Regions from separate parts of the Homo sapiens genome. Here region 1 is linked to region 2. Evidence: chromatin loops called from intact Hi-C (ENCODE). Cell type or tissue: PC-9. All regions are shown on one strand. Each heading gives the region's core, and the rest is flanking DNA. Links, peaks and the distances in the headings are about the cores only.

What was found. Peaks named below come from ENCODE experiments on the same cell type or tissue, not always from the same donor. Only the 100,000 strongest peaks of a DNase experiment are listed, where the experiment ranks them.
Region 1: a loop joins it to region 2, with 2.2 times the contacts of the local background. A loop is called at or near these places in 2 of 110 quality-filtered maps.

The regions. Positions count from the first base shown.
Region 1 is chr5:73,693,947-73,710,143 of GRCh38, forward strand. The region is part of intron 2 of ARHGEF28 (Rho guanine nucleotide exchange factor 28); the gene reads left to right. Among named protein-coding and RNA genes, the nearest start is that of ARHGEF28, 76 kb to the left of the region's middle. RefSeq lists an enhancer at 1-160. In PC-9, for the core only: no CTCF peak of the experiment used is centred there; a DNase peak (open chromatin) is centred at 7,825; H3K4me3 peaks cover 553 bases; H3K27ac peaks cover 2,971 bases.
Region 2 is chr5:73,757,257-73,773,453 of GRCh38, forward strand. The region is part of intron 4 of ARHGEF28 (Rho guanine nucleotide exchange factor 28); the gene reads left to right. Among named protein-coding and RNA genes, the nearest start is that of ARHGEF28, 140 kb to the left of the region's middle. In PC-9, for the core only: no CTCF peak of the experiment used is centred there; a DNase peak (open chromatin) is centred at 7,545; H3K27ac peaks cover 2,394 bases.

The sequences.
Region 1 (16,197 bases), core at 3,377-11,376, 64 kb before region 2:
ACTGTTTTACCCAGCCTGGCCAGCAGCCACGAGATGTCAGTTCCTGGGAAGTCTGAAGCTCCTTAGCTGCTGCAGGAGATTGCTTGGTAGTTCTGGCAGGAGCAGAGAGGAAAAGCTTCTCAGACTTTAGCAAAACCTTTGACTTACAAACATTTTACAAATCCTCCATTAGCTTCATCCCATTTCACATTTTGAAAGAAACAGTTCCCTCTTCTCTCAATACAATGCCACTTTATGGTGCCCCCTCCTACTGTCACAACTGAGATGATAAGCTTCTGGGGAAAGGCCCAAAGGTGAATATACAACTACAGAAGACCACAGGAAGAGTCAGCCTAGCACCCAGCTTTGAAGAAATTTCTTAGTGGGTGTGAGTTTCAGGTCCGTGGGTAAGTAAGTGCCAAGTGTGCTTAAAGTCTGATGCTGCCTCACTTCCTGTATTTCAGTGACAGCTCCCACAATTTGGGTGGTGTGCAGCCTGTATTTTTAATAAAGAACTTGAAGTAGCCGATATTTTTGTTCTGTTTGAGTTTTTAAAATGTTTTACCATCTAAGTAAGGATTTTAGGCATGATGGAAATGGGTTAGAGTTTTCTCTGGGAGAAGCCTCAGTAAAAGAAATAACGTGATCCAGGTAAAATGTTTTATTTCCATATTCCAGAAAGGCAGCCCTTATAGAAGATGTGATTTAGCTATACTACCTTCTCAGCAGTTCCTCCTGCTTACACCTGAGGAGGGTGTGCATGTTTTAAATAAGTGTCTCTAGCTCTTGCCTTCTTTTCCTCTCCATATCTTGATGCTGTTACTTTTATCAAAACGGATCTTATGAAGGTCACTAAGTTTGCTCTTGCTTAATCTAAGGTGTTTATTTTCTCAAGTCCCCATTTAGTGCCATGCACTGTAAGAGCAGAGAGTGAGAAACAAGGTCTCACGTCCCTGCTCTCGCAGAATGCACTTGGGAGTAGGAGACAGAAAGTAAGTAGGTAAACGAATAAACAAATAAGAATTTCAGATGGTAGTATGGGTTAGGACAATACAAGGCTATGACATGGCAGAGAATTGTGTGTGTGTGTCATTAGTCTCTCTGGGATCTCCTGGAGAGCAGTCTAGTAGAGGGATCAGAAAGCACGAAGGCCCTGGAGTGGAAATGAACTTTTTGTATTTGAGGGACAACAAAAGGCCAGCATGGCCCTTGCATTGTGAGGGAGGGGAGAGGAGAGGAGACAGGTCAGAGAGGTGGGAGGGGCCAGGTCATGCCCATAGGTTGGTGGGGGAGTTGCATGATTTGATTTATGTTTAAAAAGTGTACTTTCAATGTTCGTGAACTCTGCTGGTTCTTTTTCAAGTTATCTCTTTGTCTATTGTGCTTTCCTCTCCTCTGTTGTGTGGGTGTTCCCCAGGGCCCTCTGCTTTCCCCTCTTTTTCTCGCGAGCTCATCTATTCTTGTTATTTAGACCACCACTCCTCCTGAAAGACTCCCACATGTGGGCCCTCTCGTCTTGACCTCTGCCCAGGCCTCGTCTTCCATTTCCAGCTGGCCTGTTTGCTATTATCACTCAGTTAGCCAGGATTTGACTTTAAGTTCAGACTGTTATATTTTTTAAAAGTTTTCCAAGTTTTCCTCTAAGCAACTCCTCTTTCCAACTTCCTGATTTCTGTTACCATCCCACCACTCTCCCAGGTGTCCTGCTTTAAGTTGAGTTTTTGTAATTCCTCCAACCTTTGTCCTCTGTCTTGATCAGTCATCAAGACCTGCTGATGGCCATGGCTGTCCTCTCTCTCTCCTCAGCCATTGTTCTAATTCACCTTTGGATTATTGCCCCTGGCCTCTTCAGAGTTGCCATTTTCTCAGAACTGGTGAAGACTTTATCATGTCTTTCAAGTATTATTTCCCTACATTCATCTCGCAACTCGCAGCCATATCATTTATCTGTTCTAATCAGACAAGTCCTCTCTACCCTAGTGGACTTTCCTCATTCTCTTATTTCTAGGACATCACCCAAGCTGTTTTCGTTCCATATCCAGGAATGCCACTAAGGTAGGAATGGGATGCAATATGGTATGTTGGTTATGACCTTGGATAGCTATGCATTTGGCCGTGCATCCTCTCCTGAACGCAGATTGTTACCCTTCATTACATTGCAATACCTAGTGCAGTGCCCAACGCACTGTAGGCTTTCACTAAACGTTTGTGGATTGAGTTTCTGGAGAATCATTGAGGGGAGGCAAGCTTGCTCTCTGACCCTTTATAGGAGCATTCCAGGCAATGGCTGTGGTCATTAGGGGGAGGGTCCCATTGACAAAAGTGTTGATAATTAAAGATGATTTGGGGTCACATATGTAGGACTGCAGAAACCCTTTACGCCATAAGCTCCAGCCATACCCTTCTGCTCTCAGTTCTTCGTGAATGCCATGCTTCTTCCTGGCCAGGACCTTTGTATGTGCGGTTGTCTTCACCTAGCATACTCTTGCTTCCTTCCCCTTTGTATAATTGAATTCTTACTCATTTTCCAGATTTCAGCTCAAATGTCACATCCTTAATATAGTCCTCTAGACATTTTCTATTTTGAGAGAGTATTGTTGTTATTGTTTTGTTTAGTGTCCCTTCTATTGTAAGCACCAATACAACAGAGACTCAAACATTCAATTAAAATTTGTAATTTGTCTTTATAAACGAATATTCATTTTCAATCTAATTTTGTTTTTATAATTTTATTCCTTTTCTGAAAGGAAATCCTTCCAATGGCATAATCTTCTAGTGGACAATTGTTTTTGTCCACTGATTTTCCAACACTAGTTTAGTGCTTGGCATGTATTACATAATAAATATTTGTTGAATTAGTACACAGTTCTAATTTAGTGCCATTCAATAAACAGCGGTTGAGGCTCCTCCTGGAGCACTCTTTAATTTTGTTGTTTGCTTATTTCTGTACTGTGAGTTTTCCCAGCAGGTATGTGACCATCACTATTTTGGGACTGGGACTGTCATTTGAGTTTTTGTATTCCAGCTGCACGAAGAGATAGAGAGATGGTCCAGCAGGAAGGTGCTGTCATCATAATCTTCAGTAAATTTGGAGGTTTGGGGAACATGTCTCAGAGTTTGAAACTTAACATTTTTAAGGTACTATATGGAATATGTAAACATTATGCAATAAAAAATTAAGGAAGTCTTTTCGAGGTAGACAATTCCTGGCTGAGAACTAGAACTTAACAGGAAGTTTTGTTAAAACTGTAGGGAATGAAAAGCTTACTTTATCAGACAGGAAGTTCCTGAAGAATCTCCTAACTCAGAAAAGATTATCTGTGAACGATGTCACATGAACTCTTTTTACCCCCTTCTTTAGCATTCTTTACTTAGTATCTCCCAGCACTTATAGTTACTGTAATTTGCATCTTTGAAAAAATCATTATGTTAATCTGTTTTCCATTACTTATAATAGAATACCTGAAACTGGGTAATTTATAAGAAACAAAATGTATATCTTATAGAACTAGAAGCTGGGAAGTCCAAAGTTGAGGGGGCACGTGTAGTGAGAGCTGCCTTGCTAGTAGGGACTCTCTGAAGAGTCCTGAGATGGCAGAGGCCATCTCACCTGAGGGGCTGAGTGTGCTCACACGATAGCTCAGGTCTCTCTCCCTCTTCTTACAGAGCCACCAGTCCCCCTCCCACAATAACCCATTAATCATGAATAGATTGACCTATTCATGAGGTCTCTGCCCTCATGATCCAATCACCTCTTAAAGGCCCTACCTCTCAATACAACCACATGCGGATTAAATTTCAACATGAGTTTCTGGAGGGGACATTCAAACCATAGCAACCATGAAGTTACTACCTTAGTTGATTAGAGCATCTCATGGTGCCCTACAACATGTTTTCACACATTAGCCATTTCATCAGAACCACACATCGTTTGGCAGTGGAGATGAACATGGTGATGTTAAGTGACTTGCCCCATGTGCATTTGTATGTGCATTAATTCACATGACAGATTTTAAGTTTCAAATACTAAGTGAAATACAGGCAGGGGCAGATGCAGGTTTTGTGAGGCCTGAAGATTATGCCATTGGAAGGATTCCCTTTCAGAAAAGGAATACAATTATAAAAATAAAATTAGATTGAAAGTGAGTATTCATTTATAACGATAAATAACAAATCTTAAAAAGCTGGCAAATTCCATAAACGTAACATTTCCAATTCAGATTCCTCTTATCCAGGTCCTGAAAATGCCCTCAGACATTCCAGTGCCACCCAACAGGAAGGAGAGTGTGTCCGAGGGGAAATTGAATGGAAAGAGAAAGCCAGCTTAACAAATTGTAGTTAAAATACCCCACCCCTTACCCTGCATAGAATACTTTTAATTTCTCTGTAACATCATCCACCAAGAACACTTTGGATAAACATCAAATTACAAGCTAATCTTGTGATATTCTATGTTGTTATTGTTGCTTTCCTCTGATGGAAATCTGGTGACCACCCCTGATTTGTACAGGTCAAATTTGATCCATTTTGAAAAGTCTCTTGCTACTGCAGATTAGAAGGAAATGACTGTATGACCATTTTGCTTAGGGTCTTCCCTAAGCATTGAAAGACGTCTTTGGGAGCCTTGAAGCTTCATTAGTGTGATATGGAAAATCTGCCTCTGGTTTCTGAGTTTTTTTTCAAAGATGGAGGAAACTGGCTGCCCTGCCCTTGAGAATTCGCTACTGGGGAGGCAATCGCATCATTACAGAAAGTGATTATGTGTGATAATTGTGATAAGTGTTGGATAAGAACATGCTGAGAATGCTCCTGAAGCCACAGGAGAGGCAAATGGACTGCAGAGCCTGTGTAGGAGCTGGGTTCACAATGGAGACTGGAATTAGCCGGGTCACAGGCAGGTGAAGGGTGGTCCAAGGAGAAGGCGTGGTCTGAGAGAGGGTGCCTGCACTGGTTGGCACCGGCTGACTGGAGGGGAGGGTTGCTGTGAGCCTGGGAGAGGAGGCTGGAGCCATCACACTTCTGGTGAGGGCAGTGCTGGCATTGGAACCCATGTCTTCAGCCTCTACCTGCATCACCACATTATATGATGGTCCTTGTGTTCTCCATGTACTTATACTTAATTTTGCGAACCCTTTTCTTTGAGTGTAGAGAAGAACATCAAGCTTTGCTTACAGATGGTGGAATTATTGGTGGCAGAAGAGGCAGCCCTAGTTTCTCCCCTAGAGCTGTGTGTGTGTGTGTATGTGTGTGTGTGTGTATGTGTGTTTGTGTGTGTGTGGTGGGGTGGGGAGTGCAATTTCTGAATAACCGTGAAGTTATGGTCATGAAAGGTGGCCCTGATGTGGGAATCTTTTGAGGTGCATGGCTAGCAAGGTTCCATGTTTCCCCAGGGACTTGTCTTCAGCCCTTCCTTCTTTTGTGCAGATCAATAATAAGGGGAATCGAGAGAGAGAGAGAAAGAGAACGAAAGAGAGCGGGGGGAGGGGAGAGAGGAGAGAGAGATTGATTTAGGGGAAAACTCTAAACAATTTAGGAAGAGTTGCAGGTATACACCATGTCAAAGACTTACGGTTGCCTTTTATAAAGTTGCCAAAGACTTTTGTGCCACCTTGGAATTAGAAATGACCAGGTTGTGGAGTAACATATACGGGAGGGCTCTCTTTGTGGGCCATCTGGGTGTAGAAAAGTGCTGAGCAGAGGCGTGCTGATGGGAGGGAATTTGAAAATCTGGGTTACTGAAACAATACATTTAAGCATCTAATATAACTATCGTTTAGATTATGGCTGTGGTTATTGAAAGTGACTGTGTAGGAAGAGGAAACAGCTTCTTGTATCCTTTTGAGAACAGACAACCATGAATCTACAGAAAACATAAAGTGATTAATGAAGTATTCATTTTCAGCAGATTATCTAATAAAGTTCCATCATTAAGGCATTAATCTATTTAAATTTACTTGACCAGTCATAAATTAGATTTAAAAAATGTGTGAGTCTCACCTGCCAACCTGACCATACTGCTTTCAAAAGTCTATTCTCATCAGTAGAATCTATTTTGATCACTTCTAGCCAATGAAAAATGTAAGCTTTTAGGAGAGAATGTTTCCTAGGACTCACCCACTCCCATTCAATGTTCTAATATGTAAAGAAAGTTACATATAAAATACTGGGATCAATCACAATGTCCATCTTTAGACAGTTGGTTAGATCAATTATCTGGTCTTTGAAAAGAATGATTGAGGTCTGAATGTGCTGAAGTGGAAAGATATCTATGAAATATGGTGGTTTTTTAAAAACACAAGTTGTAGGAGAATATGGGAACCCGTGTGTGTGTGTTTTTAAATGAAAAATACTTATATATTGACGGAACACTTCTAGAATGATACCCAAACTCCTGGAGTGGGGGTGGGGAATACCTTCTATATACACACTTTTCTACTGTTTGAATTTTTTACTATGAGCCCAAACTGTATAATCTGTTTTTAAATAGAGGAAAAAAGTTAAAAAGAATTTGTGAGTCTAGCAGGAATCACAGATTTTTTCCATTTAAAGTCATAAGAGAGAGGAGAGGATGGGGATAGGTTGGTCAGTGGGTACAAAGTTGCAATTATAGAGGAGGAATAAGTTCAGGTGTTCTATTGCACAGTTGGGTGACTATGGTTAACAGTAAAGTATCGTATATTACAAAAGAGCTGGAAGAGAAGCTTCTGAATATTCTCACCACAAAGATATGATAAGTGCAAGAGGTGATTGAGTACACGAAGTACATTGATTGGATCATTGTACAATATGTACATATCAAAATATCAAAGTGTCCCCTATAAATATGTATAATTACAATTTATTGATTAAAAATTAAATTCATCCCTGAGAGGTCTGAAAGAAAATTAAAAAAATAAAGTCACCATAAAATATTGTGTGAAAGGAATAGTGCATATTTTCGTAAGAAACTGAAAACACTTCCCGTGAGTTGAGACAAGAATATCCCAAGGGTTAGTGGAACAAAATGAGTTAAATAACTTTTTCAGTGGGAAGTCCAAGATTGGCTTTCATAATAATGCAGTTCTCTGTTTTTATTTTGAATTGTGACTTTTATTGTTCTTTACATCTTTACTGAATTCTTCATTAAGAATTTATTAATAAAGGTATTTTAGAAAAGTTACCTATACATAAAATCCTGTTTTAGCAGTACAGTGTCCTCTTTAATAAAACCCAGTGGTGAACACTTTTGATAAATACACTAAATTGTATGTTTGAAATCAGATTTTTAAATACTAGGTTTGTTTTGAAGTGGGAACACCTTATATGTCATTGTGTTTTTGAATTTTAAAAAGGTATTTATGCATGGATGGCAGGGGATTAAATGTGAAAATATATGATATTGTATCAAAACTTCTGACTGAACTCAATAGGGAGTTTTCCCCCAGGCAAAGGGGTAAAAAATAAGCCATATAAGGTGATATCTGACACATTGTCAGTGAGATTTCTATTGGTAACCGCCATTGTGCTCTTAGTGGAAGTTGGGATGATGGGAGGGGGCTACTAGCCATTAAATTGCATGTGGTCTTTAGTTAAAAATGGGGGTGCAGAATAATTTTTGAAGCATTTTTGATGGCTCAGAATTGCAAGTATCTTCAGCTTTCATCGATGAGTAGATAAACTATGGGACATACATATGCCCTCACTCCCCTCCCCCCACCATTCCTAACCCCTGACAACCATTAATCTGTTCTTGATCTCTATAATTTTGTCATTTCAAGAATGTTATATATGTGTGAAGTAATACAGCTTATGATCTTTTGGGACTGCCTTTTTAATCACTCAGCATAATGCCCTTAAGAAACAACCAGTTGTTGTGCGTATCGAGGGCTCATTCTTTTTTGTTGATGAGTCATATTCCATGATATAGGTGTCCAATTTGTTTAACCATTTCAGGTTTTTCCAGTTTGTTTAACCATTCCACTTTGTTTAACCATTCCAGGTTGTTTCCAGGTTTTGGCTCTTATGAATAAAACTGCTATGGACAATTGTATATAGGTTTTTGTCTGGACATAATTTTCATAACTTTTCAAATGTGGATGTTCTTGGGATAAACGTCCAGGAGTATGATTGCTGGGTCGTATAGTAAGTGTATGTTTAGTTTTTAAAGGAACTGACAAACAATTTTCCAGAATGGCTGTATCATTTTACATTCCAACCAGCATCATACAAGAGAGCCAATTTCTTTGCATCCTTTTGAGTATTTGGCATTACTGCTATTTTTTATTCTAGTTATTCTGATAGGTGTATAGTGATGTCTCATTATGGTCTCTGGTATAGATCGTTTTTCTTTTCAGAAATTCTGGTAAAATATAACATATCATGTATTTAATCAATCTTTAAGTGTATAGTTTTGGTGGCATTGAATACATTCATATTGTTGTGCTGCTGTTAGGACTATGCATCTGTAGAACTTTTCCATCTTCTCCAGCTGAAACTCGGTATCCTCTGAGTGATAACTCCTCATCCTTCCTTTTACCAAAGCCCCCGGCAACTATCATTCTACTCTTTGCCTCTATGAATTTTATTACTCTAGGAACATTAATGTACAAGTATCCGTTTGAGTCCCTGCTTTCAATTTTTTAGGTATATACCTAGAAGTAGAATTGCTGGATCATATGGTAATTCTGTGTTAGCTTTTTGGGGAACTGCCAAACTTTCCTACAGTGGCTGCACCATTTTACATTTTCAGCAGCAGTGCACAAGTGTCCTATTTTCTCCCCGTTTTTGCCAACACTTTTTATGTTCTGTTTTTTTAAATAATAGCCATCCTGCTGAGTATGAAGTGGTATGGTATAGATTTTGATAGAGATATTTGAAATGATTATGTAGCCCCTTTGGGAGTAGGGATTTCTGATTAGGGTCCTTCCCACCTTTCAAGTTGCAACCAATCTTCATCCTCCCTCAGAGTGAGATTAAAGTTGATTTATGCATCACTAAACTTGTAGGCATTCCCTGACATCTGAATGTGTTTGGATCCTGAGTTGAGATAGCAAGAGTTTATATGGTGAGTTTAGATAGCAAAGAATATCTAAATCTGTTTGGGTAGGAAAAGTGATAGATCAGATAACAATAGATTAATCTAAAAAGTTACCTGAATCCAATTGGAAAGCCAGAGTTCAGAGTGTGGAAGTTTAGAGAATGGAGGTTATCTCTATTTTAATGTCAGTTGGCACACAGACAATATAGTAGGGAAAGCTCAGTCAGTTTATGCAACTCTGTGTTCCATGGTTAAATTGATAGCACTTAGTCAAATTGCCTGAATGGTACTGAAGACAATAATAATTTCTATAATGCCTTGCAAATCCAAATCTAGATTTTTTTTCAGGGGTTGGGGTTCTCTGATTCTCAATGTATTGATTCTTTACTTTGATTCCTAGAAGGCAAGCTCTTAGGAGGTATGAAAAAGTAGGGTAGAATTTGGCTCCTTTTGGGGGTTTCCCGTGGGAACAGGACGGCACTCAGGTGGATCTCAGGCCCTGGGCCTGGCCAGACTCAGGAGTCCCGAGGAAGAGGAGGTCAGGTAGCCCACAGGAGTATTTAAATAAAATAAAAGTCTATTGTGGTCACCTGCTACCTTCAAGGAGTCCAGGAGGGAAGGTTATAGACTTTGCCTGCTTTCCTCTCTCTCTTTAATTCAGTTACTTGAAAGGCTTTAAAAATTTCTACTTATCCTTTCCCAGCATTGTGTGTGTGTGTGTGTGTGTGTGTGTTATGAGTTTTGTCTATCTTCGTATAGAAGTATAAACTCCACTCTTTTTTACAAGTCTTGGTTGGTATAGAAGATAATTTGTGACCAGGCGCAGTGGCTCATGCCTGTAATCCCAGCACTTTGGGAGGCCGAGGCGGGCAGATCACAAGGTCAGGAGTTTGAGACAAGCCTGGACAATATGGTGAAACCCCGTCTCTACTAAAAATACAAAAATGTGACGTGCGCCTGTAGTCCCAGCTATTTGGGAGGATGAGGCAGGAGAATCGCTTGAACACAGGAGGCAGAGGTTGCAGTGAGCCAAGATTGCACCACTGCACTTCAGCCTAGATGACAGAGTGAGACTCTGTCTAAAAAAAAAAAAAATTGTAAAAATAAAAGTCACTTAATGTGGATGGGAATATGGGGAGGGAATGGGGAAATGGCATTTAGGACATTTCCTGCTTTGACTAAGACAAGTTGCTGGGAGGTCTATGCTTCTCCCCAGATAGACTAGTGAATGTTACTATGTTGTCCTCATGATGTTAACAGCCCTTTGGGAATCTACTCACTTACCCAGGGTAGGTCAGTGAATTTTCTAAAATAACTAAAGGACATCATCTACCTGTTAGAAAGTAACTGCTTCAATCTTCTTATTTTCATAGGTTGTCACATGGAAAAGACCAAATAGCCTGTCTAACTGCAAACATGACCAGTGCAGAGGCAGGAAGCCTGGCTGTGAACCCACAGAGGATTATTATTACTATTATTTATTTATTTAATTTTAGTTTTTGAGATAGGGTCTCACTCTGTCACCCAGGCTGGAGTGCAGTGGAGCGACCTTGGCTTACTGTAACCTCTGTCTCCCATGTTGAAGTGATTCTCCTGCCTCAGCCTCCTGAGTAGCTGGCATTACAGGTGTGTGCCACCACACCTGGCTAATTTTTGTATTTTTAGTAGAAATGGGGTTTTGTCATGTTGGCCAGGCTGGTCTCAAACTCCTGACCTCAAGTGATCCACCTGCCTCAGCCTCCCAAAGTACTGGGATTACAGGCATGAGCCACCACACCCGCCCATTACTATTATTTTTTTAAATAAAGGCAGGAAAACATAAAATGTGTGCCCAGAAAGGCCACATTTTGCCTCATCATACAGTTGTTAAACCTCTTTGGTTGGGATTTGTGATTGGCCGTGATGGCCACCACGGTGTCATCACATCTGAGCAGAAGTCCCATAATAGTCAGGGCACTTTGGCTCACTGGGATGTTATCCTGGTGTGTTGTGATGTCTGCACTACTATTTGTCAATCTTTAACAGAGACAGGACCGGAAGGGGACAGGAGGTTCATGTACACAACTTGGAGAGGTAGATGGAACACTTTCATGTGCATGTTGAAAGAGTTAACATTTTGAGAACTGAGGTATTTAGACATTTTAGAACTATGATATTTCTACTTGTGTCCTGTGATCTCTTTTCTATAGGTGGCAATTAACCCCTTGATTTGCTCTGTCTGCGTAAAGCATTTAAAACAGAAGTGGAGGTGCTTTTGTCTATTGAAAGCCATTGGCACGTTGGGACAGAAGCAACCAAGGCAAGCAACCCAACCACTGAATCAGGCTTAAAAAACACTTTAAAGATACACACTTCACTGCCACCTCTTTGCGTTACACTCTTCCTCCTCTGTTCTAGCTCAGTTTCAACCTTCTTTACTCATCCATGGCTCTCACCTTCTCTGTTGATGCCTGCCCACTTTATACCTTCCACCTACTGTCTTTCTCTTTCTGGCTGTTTTTCTTTTTAAACTATGTGACATTTGATGTGAGCATCAAGCAGCACATGGCACATAATAAGCACTCAATACATGCTTATTGACTAGACTATTCATACTGTGATTAGCACTGTCCTTCTTGGTTTTTCCATAAATTAAGACCACCTGGTGGCCATTGTGTGCATGCCTCTGAAAGAGCTGGCCATGTGGATTTGTGTTTTGATTTAATGGGATGGGAAGGGGAGCTGGGGATAAGGGCAGCCTGCTGAAGGAGTCCTCATTTTAGAGTACTTGCTGTGGGCTAAGGGAAATCCAGTCTCTGGCTAGAGTTTTCAGAGATTGTGATTTCCTGGACTCTCCTAGGTGTTTGAAGGATATGTTTTCATAGACCATGTTGTCATCTCAAATGTTGACCCCCAATGATAGAAATGACCCTGGCAGTGAATGAAGTGACTTATTGGTAGGCAGGTGAGTGCAAACCAGTGACTCCCTGTCTACCGTCTGCTTAGACCCAGGTTTCAGAAGTGCTGAGCACGTGGCGGTGTTCAGCAACTACTGCGTTATTATGCTGGTACACTTAGCTGAACTCTGGTGGAATAAACTGTTTACCCAGAAGGGTGGAACTTCCAGCAGCCATCAAAGCTCTGAGTGGAGCTGAGCCAGAGAAGGGGCTTGCATTTTCACACCCTTGGGCCACACTCCTTCAGGCAGCCTTCTTGTCCGAAGGAACTGAAATAGCCCGGACAGGAAGCAGACAAAGTCTAGTTTGTTGTCCTTAGCCTCTAAGGTAGACTATTCAAATGAAGCCCATTAAAAATAAACCAAGAGAGACAGGAGAATCGCTTGAATCCGGGAGGCAGAGGTTGCAGTGAGCCGAGATCACACCGCTGCACTCCAGCCTGGGCGACAGAGCAAGACTCTGTCTCAAAACAACAACAACAAAAACAACAACAAAAACCAGAAACAAAACCACATTGACGATGATTTTGATTTCTCTGTGTTAAATATCCCATGGAGAAACATATAACATTGAAAAAAAAAAGAGTCTATTGAAGTTCATGTATCACAATTAGTTTGTTTTCTCACTTGAATATGAGCTCTGTGAGAGCAGAAACTTTGCTTCTGGTTTTTCCTGCCGATTTCTGGATACTGTGTCTGGCACAGGGTAGGCACTCAGTAAGTATTTATTGACTGAATGAATGAATGAAGCTTACATAAAAGAAAATGATACTTAGTTTTATATTTATAAATCTCAACTTTTAAGGAAGCTCTAGGTCAACTAAGAAAACTGGGAGAAAACATCCCAGTGTGTGCCCTGAATAAGACCAGAAGTCATTACTTAGGGGAGGTCAAGATGCTGCCAGCGGGGCAAACAACTTCCTTGGTAGGTGCCCTCTCTCCTCCTCCCCGCTTTCTTCTCTCCTCCCTTCCTGCTATGGCCACAGCATCAGCAAATATGATTATCTGAGGATGTGTATGAATAATGTATGACTTGAGTCCTTAACTTGCAGGGCTGTTTAGTGAATAGGGGTACCCTACCTTGTTCTAGACTAGTAGCCCTGTCCCTGTACAGCTTGGGCTCTGCAGAGCTGAGAGTGCTAGAATTGGGATCCTGGCCTGGTCACTTGAAATCTGCTGTTTTCTGGTCCATCTGAGTCTGACCTCCCTGCTGACCCCAGGTCCTCCCCTTGGACTGTGTGGCTGCCACCTTGCCCCCAGAAGTAAAGCATCACATGCTCTACCCTACGCGAGCAGCTGGCTAGAGTGGGACTTTATAATCAGTGTCCCCTAAGTCCTGGCTCTTCCTGGCTGGTCTCATAGCTGCCTGTGACCAGAGCAGAGAGGCAAATTCAGAAGTTTGGAATGTTTGGAAGGCACGTTTGTTTTGTGACGATAGTGATGGTGTCCGTATGTAAAGTGTGGAAGGAAATCCACCTGGCAGTAAGTGGATGGCTATGGTTTGGCCATCCAAAGCTTAGTGGGGATTCATATCTGCCTCTGTCCAGGAAATGGCATTCCTATCTCAGTCTCACATAGGAGAAAGGCTTGATAGAGTGGGCTAGCTGGGGAGTTCCAAAGAGCAGGCCTATAAATGGTCTTTTAGTACTGAATCTGAGCAGAAATTGGGGAATTTCCAGATATGCAGATGCAAATTATTATCCTATGTATTCTTGAATATAGCCATATGGTCAATTTAATTTAACTGTCCCTGACTAGTATGCAGAGGCAAGCTCATGGATTTCTATTTTTTTTTATTTGTAAAGTCATTTTTAACTTATGTGAATTTTTTATTGTCTTGGAAGAATCTCTCTCCATTAACCAAAGAAAGTCATTAGTTCTGTTCTAATTAAGCTAAATACAAAGAGAAAACCCAAAATGAACATAGTACCTATTAATGGCAAAATTTTTTGTACTTTCTAGTATGAAAAGTTATGTATATCTCTGGAAAATAGAAGTTGATGAGTAATCCTATCCTGGCTGGTATTACTGATTTTTTTTATTCCAGTCTAATACCACAAAGTTCATTCTAGTATTCACTCTTTGTTTATGACTTTTTCTCTGACAATGGGAAATTTGGCTATCATGATCTACAATATATTTACTATATTTTCAAGCCTAGTATACTTGTAGTTTTATATTGCTAACCTCTACCTTCTGAGAGAATATAGACCTGTCCCCTGTTAGAATATAGATTTACCAACTAGATAAAGAGTTTGTATATGGTTCTTTTTGTCTTACAGTCAAAACACTTTAGCTTTACTGTCAAAGTTTTTTTTTTTTAATTTCAGCTTTTATTTTAGGTTCACGGGTTATATATGCAGGTTTGTTACATGGGTATATTGCATGATGCTGAAGTTTGGGGCACAATTGATCTCGCTACCCAGACACTGAGCATAGTAGCCAATAGGTAGTTTTTCAGCCATTACCTCCCTCCCTTTCTCCCCACCTTAATAATCCCCAGTGTCTGTCATTCCCATCTTTGTGTCCATGTGTGTTCCAATATTTAGCTCCCACTTATACTTGGGGACATGCAGTATTTCATTTTCTGTTTCTGCATTAATTTGCTTAGGATAATGACCCCCAGCTGCATCCATGGCCCTACAAAGGACATGATTTGATTTCATTCTTTTTTATGGCTGAATAGTATTCCATGGTGTATATGTACTACATTTTCTTTATTCACTCTACCATTGATGGACATCTGGGTTGATTTCATTTCTTTGCTTTGTGAATAGTGCTCCAATAAACATACAAGTGCATGTATATCTTTTTGGTAGACCAATTAATTTCCCTTTGATTATATACTCAGCAATAAGATTGCTGGGTCAAATGGTAGTTCTGTTTCAATTTCTTTGGGAAATTTCCCAACTGCTTTCCACAGTGGTTGAACTAATTTATATTCCTACCCACAGTGTATAAGCATTCCCTTTTCTCTGCAGTCTTACCAGCATCTATTATTTTTTGACTTTTTAATAGTAGCCATTCTGACTGGTGTGAGATAATATCTCATCTCTCTAACGATTAGTGATGTTGAGCTTTTTTTCATGCCTTTTGGCCACTTGTCTGTCTTCTTTTGAGAAGTGTCTGTTCATGTCTTTTGCCCACTTTTGAATGGGGTTATTTGTTTTTGGCTTGTTGACCTAAAACAAGGCTGTATAGGTCAGCTCCTTTCTTTACAATCCTCTTTGGTATGCTTCTGTCATACGTTTGTAATACAGTTAGATTCATTGCTACAGTCTATGTTCCACTCTGGATTCTCCTGTAATCCTGGTTGATTTTTAAAATGTTACATACAGCAAAATTTACTTGTTGTGTTGTAGATTTCTGTGGAGTGTGGCAAATGTACAGTGTTGTATCCATCTCCACAGAACCATATAAAACACTTCCATCACCTATCAAATTTTCTCATGCTGCTCTCTTACAGTCAAACCCTGCTCCCACCTCTAATCCCTGGCAACCATTAATCTGTTTTTCCTTCCTATAGTTTTGCCTTTTCTAGAATGTAATATAAATAGAATCCTATAATACATTGTGATGGTTACTATGGCACTGAACAAAGGGGGATGAATGCAGAAATGAAGACAAAGCTTGTTCCTATTGAGCAAGGGCCCTGAGCTTCTAAAGCCCTTCATATTTATTGGGTAGAAAGAGCAGGGAGGAGGAGGTAACGGTTGGTCAGCTGCTTGATTTATCACAGGTTCACATGATTGCTAACAGGCTTCAGATGTGCCTTGTAGATAATCACAAGAAACACTGCACCTGGGGTATGACTGCCCTCAGCATTCCTTCTGGGCAGCAGATGCAGTTTGTCAGTTTGCCAACAACCTGCATTCATGAGCTGTTTGCTCATAGAGCCTCCAGTGGTATACTGAGTTGGTCATGACCCGCATTCTTTCGGCCTCCAACAATGCATAGCCTTTTGTATATGGCTTCTTATACTTAGCAAAATGCATTTCCGATTTGTTCCTGCTTTTGTGTGAAACAATAGTTTGTTCCTTTATATTGCTGAGTAGTATTCCATGGCATAGATGTACCACAGTTTGTTTAACCACTCATGTGTCGAAGGCCTGGTTTTTCATGCTTATGAATAATGCAGCTCCAGTTATTTGTGAATAGGTTTTTGTGTGAACATAGGTTTCAATTCACTTGGATAAATTACTAAGAGTAGTATTCCTGGGTCTTATAAGCTATGTTTAATTTTATAAAAAACTGCAAATCTGTTTTC
Region 2 (16,197 bases), core at 3,956-11,955:
AGTGGCATCACAGGTGGAAAACAATTTCTTTCCTAGTAATTTTTCTTCCAGTACTTGTCCAAAAATTATTTTAATGCTCAGTGTTCACTTTTATTAAAATTTTTTTGTGATTATTTATTTATGATTTCTTCAAATATAAATAGATCTTACCGAAGGAGTATTCATTGATTTCTGTAATGACTTTGTCTTGGAAGAGTGATCAAAACCCTGCTGTGACACATTACTGTATTCTTTGCATTTTATAATGAACTTCTCATTTTTTTCCCTTGTCAATCATTGAGAGTTATTAGGAAGGACTGGGAATCTGGAAAAAGGCCAGAGTCTGAGTAGAGCATGGATCTTGTAACAAAAAGCAGAGCCTTCTTTCAGCCCTGTATCTTACCCGTCATTAGTCACAATGCAACTTCATTATGTGTTTGAGGAAAGGAAATATCCCAGATTTTATTTAATTTTAGACCATAAATAAAATTGGATTTCTAGTTCATAAAATTAAGACCATTCCTTTTATGAAATAGCATTCATAATAGTGCCTTGTGCAGGGTCTCAGAAGCCCAAATTTGGAGTAAAGCATTGAATAGTAATATAATTATTCAACAGAATCTCACAATTTATTTTTATTTTTTTGTTTTGGGTTTCTTGCTTGTTTGTTTTTTGAGCAGAAATCTTTTCTCAGAGATTTGTATAATTTTGACAATTAGGTTAACTGGGATAACACATTCTAATGTTTTATGTGTTGATGCTCAGATGACTTTGGAGTTGAAAGCCCCCTCGACCTTCCTGCTCCATCAAACTACCTCCCTCCACTTGTGTTCCCAGTAGCTTGATATGGCTGGCAAGCACCAAGCTTGCCAACACCAGTGAGGGGCTGCCATGTGGGTAAAGAACCCAAGGGTACTACAAATGGTATCTCCAAAGACAGATGGCATCGTTCCTGTGAACACAGTAGCTTCTCTCCTAACCTATGGAGTAGGTCGAGCTTGTCCTGGTTAGGATTTCTAATTTAAGAGAAAAATAAAGCCCAGTTCCTTAAAAAAACAAAGAGGTCATATAAAGAATATTTCTCACATATGTTTACACTTACAAACTAATATATAACAATTTGGAAGACTCAAGATATTTTTTGCCAGAGTAAATTACTATTGTTTTCAAAAACGAACTTGGACTCTTCCAGTTGTCTAGGTAAAAGTAGTTCATGTGATCAAAGGTCTCCTAACAGGCAGAAGTTCTTCTGCTCATTATGGAACAGGTGCATTCTTTGTTATATCCATCATAAAAACATAACCAAACCTGTTTATTTTTTATTTTTATTTTTTTTTTGAGACGAAGTCTCACTCTGTTGCCCAGGCTGGAGTGCAGTGGGATGATATTGGTTCACTGTGACCTCTGCCTCCCGGATTCAAATGATTCTCCTGCCTCAGCCTCCTGAGTAGCTGGGATTACAGGTGTGTGCTACCACGCCTGGCTTATTTTTGTATTTTTAGAGATGGGGTTTCACTATGTTGGCCAGTCTGGTCTCGAACTCCTGACCTCAAGTGATTCACCCACCTCGGCCTCGCAAAGTGCCAAACCTGGTTTTGTAAAGGTACTAGCATGAATTGAATCTGCAGGGCAAAAATATTAAAGTGTTTAACAAAACAAAGTATTACCTGGCAGATTGCTTCGTCAGGTTTAAAGAGTTAAGCTTTTCTCCTGCCTTTGTGATTGGTTCTATGAGTGAAAGAAAATTTTAAGGTAACCCAATTGAACTTTTGGAACTCTTCTATAGGAATGTTTTGGACTTCAACACAGCTGATGTATTTAGAGGATCCAGCTTCTCATTCTGTGGGTCCATGGTTGGTTGGAGAGCTGTCCCCAAAGAAAACCAATTGGTGGAACTAGCAGGACCCACTGAGGGTGGCTTAAGAATTGAATATTTTCCAAAAGTCAGATTAAGAGTACACTCCTTAACTTGCAAATAACACCAATAGAGTTATAACAACCACAACAGATTTAAACTTGAATCCAGAAATTAGAGAAATGATTTGTTAGTTTCAAGGACAAATCCAAGTACAAGTCACAGCATAATGAGTAGTAAGTTAAAGGAAATATAGAAAACCTTGTCATGGCCCACACATGTAATGTATAGGTAAAGTAATGTGATGCTCTTACTATGGAGAAGGGTCGTTAGTATAACGCTCTGCTCTTGCCTGAATAGGGTCTTCATAAATTAGTTCCTTTTGAAGGAGAATGTTTGTTTTTCTATGCTTTACACATAATGGAAAGAAAAGGAAAAGAAATACAGAGGCCCGAAAGGACTTTAGAAGACGTTTATAAGAGTTAGGGTTATCTAGCAGTTCTTTTTTTCCCCTAAATTTATTATTATTTTTAATTCAATAGCTTTTTGGGGAACAGTAGATGTTTGGTCCAGCAGTTCTTAAAATGTGTCTTGATTGTTCGGTGTTCACTTAAGTTTAAAAAGCAGTTTTAATATTGCTTCTTATCTGCAGGAAAAGCCATTACATAGGAATTAACAGTTCATTACAAAAGAGTGGATGGGAACTACTCATTTTATGTGACAGCCACATCTTGCTTCAAGCCACATACCCTGAAACTTCTAGGCAACAAGAGAAGGGAATATGTGGCCTAGCAATGTTTGACAGAGAAAAATATCTGTTTCTCTTTCTTTGAATACAGAAAAGAGATCTGTAGCCAGTAGGAAGCAAGATTTGTTTAATGTTTGAAATGGAGCGTGGCTTGTGGTTTTATCTTTGAATACTGTCTGCTGGCTGTAGATATAGAAAGAAAATAGAGCAAGGCCCCAGAGCCTGGCACTGTGGGTTGGCCTGATGACTGCACTGTGTCCAGGTCTTACTAACCAGAGAAGGGCAAACTGATTTATAAGACTTACTTGCTGGCCCACAGATGAAGTAAAATGTCAGCTTTGTTACTCTGCCATAAAGCTCTGTACTGGACAGCAAGTTTGAAATAACATTAGCTGAAACACCAGTGGGTAGGAAACCCATAAAGGACAGATTTATTACAAAATACAAGAAATACAAGTTTCCAGTGTTTTTTTTTTTTTAAGTTTTGAAATCAATACATTATGGGTAACAACTGATTCAGGGGTTTTGTATGTTTCTCTTGGAAATCTTGACATTTTTCAAGGGGTTGTGTACACACTCAGTATTGCTGTCTAGCCTTCTGTCAATTCTGATAGTATCTAATGGGACAAACATCTCTACACCTTTTCTGACATTTCAAGCTGGTAGTATACTCCTTCTGTTGCTAAGGCAACCCACTGGATGAACACTAGGGGTGGAGAGAATGTTCTTTAGATCCTATGGCACTTGTTATGATGGTAAATCGATAAAATTGTTTTACAGTTCTCAGCTATATATATGTATATTATTTGTGAAGCTTTAAATCCTTAATTTTAAAATGTCTTCTTTGTCTTACATTCCTTTTGTAGTTTTTAATTTTTGAGGAATATGTTTTCTGGCAGTAAAGAATTTAATATAGAATTAAACTTCTAAGGAAAAGGACTCCTCTCCCCCCAATCATTTGAATTCATTTTTCAGTTTAAGTAGGTAAACTCTTATTGAACACATTCTCTGTTTAAGGTACTACATGTTAAATAAGAAACAGCAGCTTAACTCTTCCTTAAAAAATAAGCTTCCTACTTTTGTCTGGCAACAATGGCCCTTATACTGGAATAGAGAATTACGCACTTACTCCCACTTCTGGGAAATAGAACGTAGAGTTGGATTCCGGTCACTCTCTCTCCCTCAATTATAATTTTCAAGAACAAAAAATGTAAATGGAAGCAAACAGCCTACCCAATGTGCTTCCCAAAGGATTCGGGACTGTAGAAGGTTTTTGAAGTCCCATTCCTGGCTTACCTCCTCTGGGGCTTTTCTCCCCTTAAAACGTAGCAGGATGCATATAGCAGTTTTTGCTTGCACGCAGAGGATTAAAGCTGAATTTAAAAAATGACAGTAACCAAGGAATATCTTCATAACCTTGAAGGAGAAAGTTAAAATTTTGCTATTCTCATAGATTTCTTAATGGGATTTGAATGCTGGCAGTTGTCCTTGTACTATTTTATCTACAAACCAAATGAAATATTGGTTTGTAGATAAAACATTGGTTTTAAAACTACCAATGTTTGGAGGTTAAAATCCCCACGATTGAAAAAGTTGGGTAGGAGAGATCTGGGGAGGAGAGTGAGGCAGGGAGCCAGAAGAGATGGTACATTCTTAGGGAAATGAATAATTGTGCGTCCTGTTCCAAAGTCCCCCTTTACTTGGCCCAGTGTTGTTTAAGAGGCCTTGTCTTGACTCTCTCAAATATAAGCCTTGGTGTGGGGATGAAGCTGTATGGATAGAAACCTCAAAAAATCTTCTGTAATCCTACCCTAGGTCCCCATATACCTACTGTCCTTTTCCACACCTATAACTGTAGTTGCTTTTATTTTGCAAGTTTGACATGAGAATGTATGTGTACTGTGAGTGGCGACACATCAGGTCAATATCTGGAGGAGAGGAGAAGCATGAGTGACGGATGTGAGCCTGGGTCCTTAGAATTTGCTCAGCTCAAGTTCCTTCTGCTTATTTTTCCCTCACTCTCAATTTGTTGATTTTTTTTAAGATGGGGTGTCGCTGTATTGCCCAGGCTGGTCTCAGACTTCTGGGCTCAAGTGATTCTCTTTCCTCATCCTCCCTAGTAACTGGGACTATAGGTGTGTGCCACCACAACTGGGTAATTTTTTTTTTTTTTTTTAGAGATGAAGGTCTTGCTATATTTCTCAGGCTGGTCTCCAACTCCTGGGCTCAAACGATCCTCCTACCTCAGCCTCTGAGTAGCTGGGACTACAGGAATGAGCCACCACACCTGGCTGGTTCTATCTTTCCTTGCCCTCTTTAAAAAAATCTATTTTGAGGCTGAGTGTGGTGGCTCACACCTGTAATCCCAGCACTTTGGGAGGCTGAGGTGGGTGGATCACTTGAGGTCAGGAGTTCAAGACCAGACTGACCAATATGGTGAAACCGTGTCTTTACTAAAAATACAAAAATTAGCCAGGCGTGGTGGTGCATGCCTGTAATCCCAGCTACTTGGGAGGCTGAGGCAGGAGAATTGCATGAACCCAGGAGATGGAGGTTGCAGTGAGCCAAGATCACACCACTGCACTCCAACCTGGGTGACAAAGCAAGACTCCCTCTCAAAAAAAAAAAAAAAAAAAACAAAACAACAACAACAAAATCTATTTTGAGCTTTTTATTCTTGTATAAATTTTTCTTCACTACTCCCATCTTCCCATCTGCAGTTTATAATAGGAGATACAGGTATATAAGTATTACATGAGTCAATTCCTGATTTTTAAAAAGTAGTCCCCAATTCTTGTAGTATATGACTCTCCTATGTTTCTTGTCAACACATTTAATTTTTATAGTCTTGATTTTTTTTTGTTGTTGGCTTTAATGTATTTTTCCTTGACAAGTACATGAGATATATCACTGCAGTTGGGGCCAATTCAAGCCATCCTTTGTATAATGAGAGGCATAATAGTTAAGAACTTGAGTTTTGGAGGTGGAAAAATCTAGGTTCAAATCCTTCATGTTCCATATACTACTTAAGTGAGCCTAAGCAATTGCATAATTATGTCAAGGCTTAGTTTCTGCCCCTATAAAATAAGGATAGTAATAGTACATACATCATAGAATGGCTGTCAGGATTAAATGAGATAACGCATATAAAGTGCTGAATAAAGGTTAGCTCTTTATAGAAACAAGAAAGGTAAAATCCTTATCATAGTCACTGACACTGAGTAAGAATGAAAGAAGAAATGTTGGTGTGGTGGTTCATTTCTTTTTTTCATTCATGGATAATCGTTGTCCATCTGTATTCCTGGTTGACTTTTTTCCAACCTCCCCTTCCTCCCTCCAGATATGGCAGCATCTTTTATACTGATTTCCGGTTTGGTTTATCCCATTTACCTTCCTCTTCTAGTCTCACCAGAATATCCCTTGTTGATTGTGCCTTACAGGTGAAGGAAAGGATGAAATCATCCATTGAAGCTGTAGCTCATACCCAAAGAGTGTAATATTTCTAATATTTCTCAATCCGGGACTTTGGACACAAGACACTGGCTTCCAGTGCAAGGGCACTGAATGGACCCTGCCTGGCTGTAGGCGAATGGCCAGTTTCCTGGTTGTCTTTGAAGGCAGACTTCCAATGCAGACTTCAAAGGGCCATCTGCGAGGCATGATGAGTCCACACTTTTTCTGCTTGTCAATAATAAAATTAGACTGCAATGTATTTTCATTTGTCTCCCAAACAGAACAGGGTCCCTGGAGAGTCAAGTGGGAGGGCGTCTGAGAATTCTAGCTCATCTGGGGTATAAGGGGAGATCTTGCAGAAGAGTGCCTGCACACAGTTGGCTATCAGCAAATATCTGTTGAGTGAAATGAATGGTGGACTTGAATCATAGCCTTGAAGCAACATTAACAAATGAAAGAAAAATCGATAAAGGCTGGAAAGGAGGAGGTATGCCATAATTGCTACTTACAACACCTAATGACCGCCTGCTGCCCAAAGCATGGGATTACAGCACATTTGTCTTAATAGCACATCTGATGCAATTACAGTGCACGGTAAGCAGGCAGCTAGTTCCTTACAATTATGCCTTTAAATTGTGACCACAGGAAAATTGTTTTCAGACATACCACATATCTATTTAGTGACTGTTTATTGTAGTTTTTTTGTATTAAAAAGATCAGACAAATGTGTAAAACTGCTTAGTCCCCCCAATACTGGCTTTTATAGTTCTTGACAGCCCTGTCCCATTTGTTATTTTCATTACAGCCCCCTGGCAATCCCAGGTAGTAGGCTGGGCAGTTATCATGTCCGTTTTACAGATCAAGCAACTTGAAACTTGAGAATTAAATGGCTTTCCATTTCATTCTAGCTGTTAGCTGGAGGCTTGCTATGTGTTCAAATCCAGAGCTTTGAATCCTTGGTCTCCCCATCTTTGTACCATACAGTGTTGTATCTGGATTCTTAATATCTTATACTGGTGGCTATATGCATAATTTAGTTTGGAAATATCCTCAGAATGTGAAGGTCAAAAATTGAGTTGCCATCTTGAAATTCTGATGAAGACTTTTTAAAGTTGCAACTGATTTAGTATTCGTTCCACAAGCTAAAATAAAGTATATCTTGCCAATATGAGATGCAAAATCCAGGAAGTACATTCCAGTGTTATACAGCACTATGTGAATTTTCTGGAATGAATGTGTGTGTGATGGGTGTTTTCCCAAATTATTTTCAGGTGATTTTCAGCCGGAGGTGGTTGTAATATGAGTGTCTCGACTGTGCTGAAGCAGAAAACAAGTTTTAGGGAGGAAAAACCTGCCATTATGCTTGTTTCAGTCCTCCTCCTCTACCTTTTGGGCTTATGATCCAGCCATGCCAACCATGTTGGTCTTGCGCTCTGTGGAATGTCCTGATTTCATGTCTTTCTTATGAGTGTGTTTGTATTTGCAGTTCCTATCCTGGACTCACCAACCTCAGATCTCCTGTTTACAAAAGGCTGATTTGTTTATCTACATGCCAGAGCTCTGAGTAGGCTGTGTAAATGGAAGATGCTCTAAGGCACAACCCTTTTCTCATTCTTATTGAGAATCCTGAAAACATCTTAAAGATTGTGTATGATACCCATGCCAAATTCTCTCTTCTACTCTCTATGTAAATTTTTAATAATTTTTTTCATTGTACTTTTTGTTCATCATTTTTGGCATTTTATAAATATCTGTAAATTTTCATATCATGATACATGATGTAGGTTGAATTAATTTAACATGCAGATTTGTTTTCTTGTAGTCCAGACAGTTTCCTTACTTCTATTCACATTCTTTGTGTCTAGAACTACAAACAATGAAGTAAGCCTAGAGCTGTAGTTCATCACATAGTGATTTCATGGGCCAGATATTTATAGACAGTCCCTGATTTATGATGGTTTGATTTATGATTTTGATTTTATCATTGTGTGAAATGTGATGGTGTGAAAGCAATATACATTCAGTAGAAAGTGTACTTCAAATTTTGAATTTTGACCTTTTCCTGGGCTAGGCCATATGCAGTATGATACTCTTGTGATGCTGGACAGTAACGGTGAGCCACGGCTCCCAGTCAGCCAGCCACACAATCACAAGAGTAATCAGTCAATACTCCACAGTGCATTGTGTGGCCAGTGGTTTTTGGATATTGTGTTTTGTGTTTGGCCATCCCATCATATCTACAAAACACCTATTTTCAACTTACACTATTTTCTACTTATGACTGGTTTATTGAGATATAATTCCATCGTAAGTCAAAGAGTATCTGTATTTTATTCTGAACAAAAGTAAGCTAGCTGTATGCTTCTCAAGGGCAGGGACCACCACACTCATCTTTGTATCCACAGGGCCTGGCAGATAATAATGGTCTCATTCAATGTTTGTCTACTGAATGACTTAGATGAACAAATTGAGACCTGCATGAATACATATGTGGCTTTGGAAATCAGAATAAAACTTATTTTAATGAGTTGAATTTAATGTGAATCAAAAAAAAATTAGTCTTCTAAAAACGTATTGTGGGCTGGGCGCGGTGGCTCACGCCTGTAATCCCAGCACTTTGGGAGGCCGAGGTGGGCGGATCACAAGGTCAGGAGATCGAGACCATCTTGGCTAACATGGTGAAACCCCGTCTCTACTAAAAATACAAAAAATTAGCCAGGCGCAGTGGCGGGTGCCTGTAGTCCCAGCTACTCGGGAGCCTGAGGCAGGAGAATGGCGTGAACCTGGGAGGTGGAGCTTGCAGTGAGCTGAGACTGTGTGCCACTGCAATCCGGCCTGGGCTAAAGAGCAGGACTCCATCTCAAAAAAAAAAAAACAAAAAACAAAAAACAAAACAAAACAAAACAAAAACGTATTGTGTTGCATACATTTCAATGGCTCCACTCAGGTGTTGTGAAACATTACTTAGCCCTAAAAAATATAAGTACTTCTGAATTAACTTGTATTGAAAAATATTATTTGCTTTTAGATTATGGTATCCATCACATTTTTGCTTTAATATTTTGCTAAATGTTTAAGCTCTTTCCTGGTTTAGCAGTAAGTAATGTAGGTTAAAAATAACTTGTAAAACTCACAGAAAACTCTTTTTGTTGTTCTTTGGTAAAATCTTATACCTAATAGATCTTAATTAAGAGCTGACTGGGTAGGCTGTGTTATAAAAGGAAGATATAGGTTTGTATTTTGCTAACCACTTATTAATTTAAATTAGCAGATCCCAACTCTGGCTTTGCATTGGAATCACTTGAGAATATTTGGAAAAGTGTGATGACTTGGCCCTGCCCCAGAAGTTCTGATTTAATTTTTCTGGAGAGGGCCTTAAACATCAGTCTTATTAAAAAATAATAAAATAAGTTAAATAATTAACCAAGGTCTCCAGAACTCACAATCACTGCTAGAGGCAATGTAAGTTATTACCACCATTTTTGGAAAACACAGCAGCATTATCTAATACATTTAGAGAAACTAATATCTCATAGCAAATCTGTTCCATAGCAATTCCATTCCTACCTATAAACCCTAGCAAGAAAACATGCTGATATGGTTTGGCTGTGTCCCCACCCAAATCTCACCTTGAATTGTAACTCCCACAATTCCTACATGTCATGAGAGAAACTGGTGTGAGGTGATTGAATTATCGGGGTGGGTCTTTCCTGTACTATACTCATGATAGTGAATGAGTCTCATGAGATCTGATGGTTTTTAAAATAGGAGTTTCCCTGCACAAGCTCTCTCTCTTGCCGCCACCATGTAAGAAGTGCCTTTTGCCTTCTGCTGTGATTGTGAGGCCTCCCTAGCCACATGGAATTGTAAGTCCATTAAACCACTTTCTTTTGTAAATTGCCCAGTCTCAGGTATGTCTTTATCAGCAGCATGAAAATGGATTAATAGAGTAAATTGGTACCACTAGAGTGGGGTGCTGCTGAACAGATACCTGAAAATGTGGAAGCAACTTTGGAACTGGGTAACAGGCAGGGGTTGGAACAATTTGGAGGGCTCAGAAGAAGACAGGAAAATGTGCAAAAGTTTGGAACTTCCTAGAGACTTGTTGAATGGCTTTGCCCAAAATGATTATAGCAATATGGACAATAAATTCCAGGCTGAGGTAGTCTCTGATGGAAATGAGGAACTTGTTGAGAACTGGAGCGAAGGTTACGTTTTAGCAAAGAGACTGACAGCATTTTGCTCCTGTGCTAGAGATTCGTGGAATTTTGAACTTGAGAGCCATGATTTAGGGCATCTGGCGGAAGAAATTTCTAAGCAGCAAAGCCTTCAAGAAGTGACTTGGGTGCTGTTAAAGGCATTCAGTTTTATAAGGGAAGCAGAGCATAAAAGTTTGGAAAATTTTTGGCCTGACAATGCAATAGAAAAGAAAATCCCATTTTCTGAGGAGAAATTCAAGCTGGCTGCAGAAATTTGTATAAGTAATGAAGAACTGAATATTAATCCCCAAGACAATGGGGAAAATGTCTCCAGGGCATGTCAGAGGGCTTCATGGGAGCCCCTCCCATTATAGGCCCAGAGGCCTAGGAGGAAATGGTTTCATGGGCTGGGCCCAGGGTCCCCATGTTGTGCAGCCTAGGGACTTGGTGCTTGGCATCCCAGCTGCTCCAGCCGTAGCTGAAAGGAACCAACACAGAACTCGGGCCATGGCTTCTGAGGCTGCAAACCTCAAGCCTTGGCAGCCTCCACATGGTGTTGAACCTGCAAGTGCACAGAAGTCAAGAATTGAGGTTTGGGAACCTAGATTTCAAAGAATGTATGGAAATGCCTGTATGTCCATGGCAAAAGTTTGCTGCAGGGGTGGGGCTTTCATGGAGGACCTCTGCTAGGGTAGTGTGGATGGGAAATGTGAGGTGGGACCCCCCACACAGAGTTCCTACTGGGACACTGCCTAGTGGAGCTGTGAGAAGAGGGCCACAATCTTCCAGACCCCAGAATGGTAGATCCACTGACAGCTTGCGCTGTGTGCCTGGAAAAGCCACAGACACTCAATATCAGCCCATGAAAGCAGCTGGGAGGGAGGCTTTACCCTGCAAAGCCACAGGGGCAGAGCTGCCCAAGACCATGGGAAACCACCTCTTGCATCAGTGTGACCTGGATATGAGACATGGAGTCAAAGGAGATCATTTTTGGAGCTTTAAGATTTGACTGCTCCACTGAATTTCAGACTTGCGTAGGGCCTGTAGCCTCTTTGTTTTGGCCAATTTTTCCCATTTGGAGTGAGTGTATTTACCCAATGCCTGTAACCCCATTGTATCTAGGAAGTAACTAGCTTGCTTTTGATTTTACAGGCTCATAGGCAGAAGGGGCTTGCCTTGTCTCAGATGAGACTTTTGACTGTGGACTTTTGAGTTAATGCTGAAATGAGTTAAGACTTTGAGGGACCATTGGGAAGGCATGATTGGGTTTAAAATGTAATTTGGGAGGGGCCAGGGGAAGAATGATATGATTTGGCTGTGTCCTCACCCAAATCTCATCTTGAATTATAACTCCCACAATTCCCATGTATCATGGGAGGAACCTGGTAAGAGGTGATTGAATTATGGGGATGGGTCTTTCCTGCACTGTTCTCATGATAGTGAATGAGGCTCACGAGATCTGATAGTTTTCAAGATGGGAGTTTCCCTGCACAAGCTCCCTCTTGCCGCTGCCATGTAAGAAGTGCCTTTTGCCTTCCACCATGATTGTGAGGCCTCCCTAGCCATATGGAACTGTAAGTCCATTAAACCTCTTTCTTTTGTAAATTGCCCAGTCTCAGGTATGTCTTTATCAGCAGCATGAAAATGGACTAATACACACACAAATATCAGAAAAAATATTTTACCCTGTGTCTGTATGTGTATATATATATGTGTGTGTGTGAGAGAGAGAGGCAGAGGGAGACAGAGACAGAAAAACAGAGAGATACACTCATACCAATGGACCTCAGGAGTGCAAATACCCCTCCTCCTTTCCTAGTCACATTCTTCTCTTTTTCCTAACAGGTATTGTGCTGACTTTTATAGTAGCCATTTCCTTGCTTTTCTTTACAGTGTTACAACGTATGTATATATGCCTAAGTAATAATTTTAACTTTTACTCTTCTTGAACTTCATATTAATTGAAACATATCCTGTGTATTTTGTGACTTGATTTTTCCCTTTTGACATTATATTCATTACTTCCTTCTGTGTTAATCTGTAATTCATTTTGATTGTTAGAATATTGTTGTATGATTGCACTGCAATTTATTCCATTGATGAACATTAAGATTACTTTGAATTTTGACCATTTATATTTTTTGCATGGTTTCTTGCTAGGGTTTATAGGTAGGAATGGAATTGTTGTGGACTGGATTTGCGTTAGTTTCTCTGACTTTATTAGATAATGTTGCTGTGTTTTCCAAAGGGGTTGTAACAGTTTACATTTCCTCTAGCAGTGATTGTGAGTTCTGGAGACCTTGGTTAATTATTTAACCTATTTTATTATTTTTTAATAGACATTTTAAGAACAGGTTTAGGTTCATGGCAAAATTGAGTGGAAGATACAGATATTTCCCATATATTCCCTGCCCCTACACATGCACAGCCTCCCCTATTATCAATACGCCCCACAGAGTGGCACATTTGGTTATGATCGATTAGCCTACATTTGAGAGGTTAATTTATTCTTTAATCTTCCAAGCTAAGCCTTTGGCTAATTGAAAGGTATGGCCAGATCTTGTGTGGATATGGTAATGGTTCTAAATTGACCAGTAACAAAACCACTTTCCTTTAGTAACACTTAAACTGTCTGACCTTCCTTGCCCTTGTGCTTCAGATGCCTGGAAGCTTTGACCTGTGCTGTTTTTGCAGATAGTAACCATAGAGTTAGGACAGGATTGAATACTCTTAGGAACCTTGGATCTTTATTGTGACAGACTCATTTCATGGGCAAAGAAACTGATGCCCGGCAGAGTGAGAAGCACAAACTCCACACTCCCTTCCTATCTGGGGCAGTTGGACTCCTGTTATGCAGTAAGGAATGGCTTATTGAATGGCACAGCCTGTTCAGTTCCTTTTTGTGTCTTGGTTTTCATGCTCTCATGATGTTATAGGTCGTACCTTTTAATGTTTGCCATTACAGCAATTATTAGTAATTCTGCATTGGTTACATTAGTTCAAATAACTCCTGGCACCAACCAAACAGGAAGAGACATTTATTTAGTTTAAGAAATTATTTTAAACACTCCCACCTCTGCCAAATTGTATAACCTCTTTCCACAGTTTGTTTTGCTGGCTGCCGTTAAGAAATCTGAAACTCTATAACAGGCAGAATTATTTATATATGTCATGATGCTTCCTATTTCAAGCTGTTTGCCTCGCTCTGCACTCTGAACTTTCATACTGAATGAGAAAGCTCTCTCTTACAACATTTTGGTCAGTTTTTATTTGTTTTCTTTAAACATCAGAAGATTCTCTCTTCCCCTGCCTTACCTCCTCCCCGGGAAGTGGGTAGATTCTCAGAAAGAGAGGCAACAGTGAGCCATTCAGGCCTGCATGTTTACTGTTCTCTCTCATTGAACAAGATGTGAGGATGGAGCCAGAAGGAGAGAAGAGGGAGCTGGATTAGCAGAACAAGCTTGGAGAGCTCTCGTGGTAGAGGAAACAGATCTGCCCACACTCACACTGTTGGTCAGGTTGAATACAGTGAAATACACTCCAGGTTCAATGGTATTTAGGGCATTGCACCAGACATGGCAGAAAGTGTTACTTAAATTGATACCATGCTTTCCTTTACCAATGGTATAATTTGAAAAGGGAACACAAAAGGTTTAGATGTTCCCTTTTGATCATTTTTTTGGGAGGGGAAAGAAAATTACAATCCATACAACTATGGAATATTTCTCACTATATTCAGATTAGGAGATATGTCTTAGAAATTCCATCCGGGCTGGGTGCGGTGGCTCATGCCTGTAATCCCAGCACTTTGGGAGGCCAAGGCGAGTGGATCACCTGAGGTCAGGAGTTCAAGACCAGACTGGCATGGCCAACATGGTGAAAACCTGTGTCTACTAAAAATACAAAAATTAGCTGGGGGTGATGGCGCGCACCTGTAATCCTAGCTACTCAGGAGGCTGAGGCAGGAGAATCACTTGAAACTGGGAGGCAGAGGTTGCAGTGAGCCAAGATTGCACCACCGCACTCCAGCCTGGGCAACAGAGTGAGACTCCATCTCAAAAAAAAAAAAGGAGAGAAATTCCATCTTAGTATGCCTGGTTAATATCTCATGCTGACAGGTTTTCCTGTGTTGGGGAGTACACATGCACATATGTGTGCATATGTATATTTGTTACCTGATCTTAACAAGTCTATTCCTGGTTATTATTTAAAAAGGAAGAAAAATACAAATATTATCCAACATTTTAGATACCCTGCTGGGAATCTAAAAACAAAAACCTCACTTTTTATTCAAAGGAGTATAATGGTCAAAAGTTAAAGGATAAAATAGTCAAAGATAAGTTCTCTAATAGCTAACATAGTTTTTTAATTTTCATAAAGCTGAAGATATCAAGTATATTAAACAAATGTCTGGCAGGAGTGTATTGCCTTGTCTGTTTTTAGATATTTTGGTATTTTGAATGTTATTTTACTGAGGGGAAGTGTTCCATGTCACACAGATGATTGATAGAGTAAATATACTGGTAAGTTGGTGGCATTTCACTGTGATGAGTTCATTTACATATTTTAAGTATAATGCCTTACATTCATTGATCTAGCTATCTATATCTCTATAGATATAGATATATAAATAATTAAAAATGTAAACTAAGCCTTTTATTTGCATTCATTTATGGTGGAGTGTTTCCTTCTAATTGTTTCAAATTAGAGCTTTGTAGAAACCTGGCTTCCCAAGTATCATCATTACCACAGCCTGCAGGTAGGACAAAGCTGAGTTTATTGCCTACTATGGTATGGGAGAACACCACCTCCACAGGGCCTTAGAGGTGTCTTGAAGGGGGAGCTGTGAGGTGAGGTGAGAATTTATTGAGAACTTGAAGTTTGGCTTAATGAGGGTCTTTTTTTTGAGACAGGGCCTCACTTTGTGGCCCAGGTTGGCATGCAGTGGTGCAATCTCCACTCACTGCAACCTCTGCCTCCTGGGCTCAAGCGATCCTCCCACCTCAGCCTGCTGATTAGCTGGGACCACAGGCGAGTGCCACCATGCCTGTTTAATTTTTGTATTTTTTGTGGACAGTGGGTTTTACCACATTCACCAGGCTGGTCTTGAGCTCCTGGGCTCAAGTGATCCTCCCGCGTTGGCCTCCCAAAGTGCTGGGATTAAGGCATTAGCCACCACGCCTGGCCTTATAAGGGTTTTTAATGTTGGGGATGGTGGTGGGTGGGGCATGTTGGACAGGAAAGGAGCTTGATCAGGACTCGGGAAGGATCATAATGTAGTTAAGATTGCTTTTAGGGTTCAAACTGCCTTTTATTGGTTTCTACTGAACAGTTGGTTAGTCTTGTGGAAGGTTCCTATAATGAGCAATCATTCATTTGCCTGGGCAAGTGGCTCCTGGAATAGTAAAATTGTGCTAATGAAGATAATGGAATAGTAAGATAGCGTTAATATGGACAGGAAACTGTGGAGAAGTAGGTCATTTTGTTCTCAGTGTCCATTTTACAGTGAACAATTCAGTGTACAGACTATTCAAACTAAGTAATTTAAATACACACAAACCGTAGAGATTTTAACAGCCAATTGTCATTCAACTCCTCAAATGCTAAATGGCTTTCATTTGCCAGATACTGTGCTAGGTATTAGGAATAAAATACCTCAAGGACCCCTCCGCCTGGAAGATGACAACAGAGAGCGGCAAACACCACAGTGGAGCTGATGCACACGGACCGACCAAGGGCCCTCTGTGCAGGGGCCTTACAGGTCGAGCCTCCTGAGCAGAGCAACGGGGTGGCTTTGGCAATATTGACATAATCTCAGGGATTTAGTAGATGGGTAGAAGCACTGCTGTGAAGTTTGAGAATGACCCATATGAAGCCATTTCTCTTGCGGCTTCTTATCAGGGGAGGAGCGGCTCTGAGGACAAAGGGTGGAAACGGAAGTCCCTCTACAGTCTCAGCCTCTA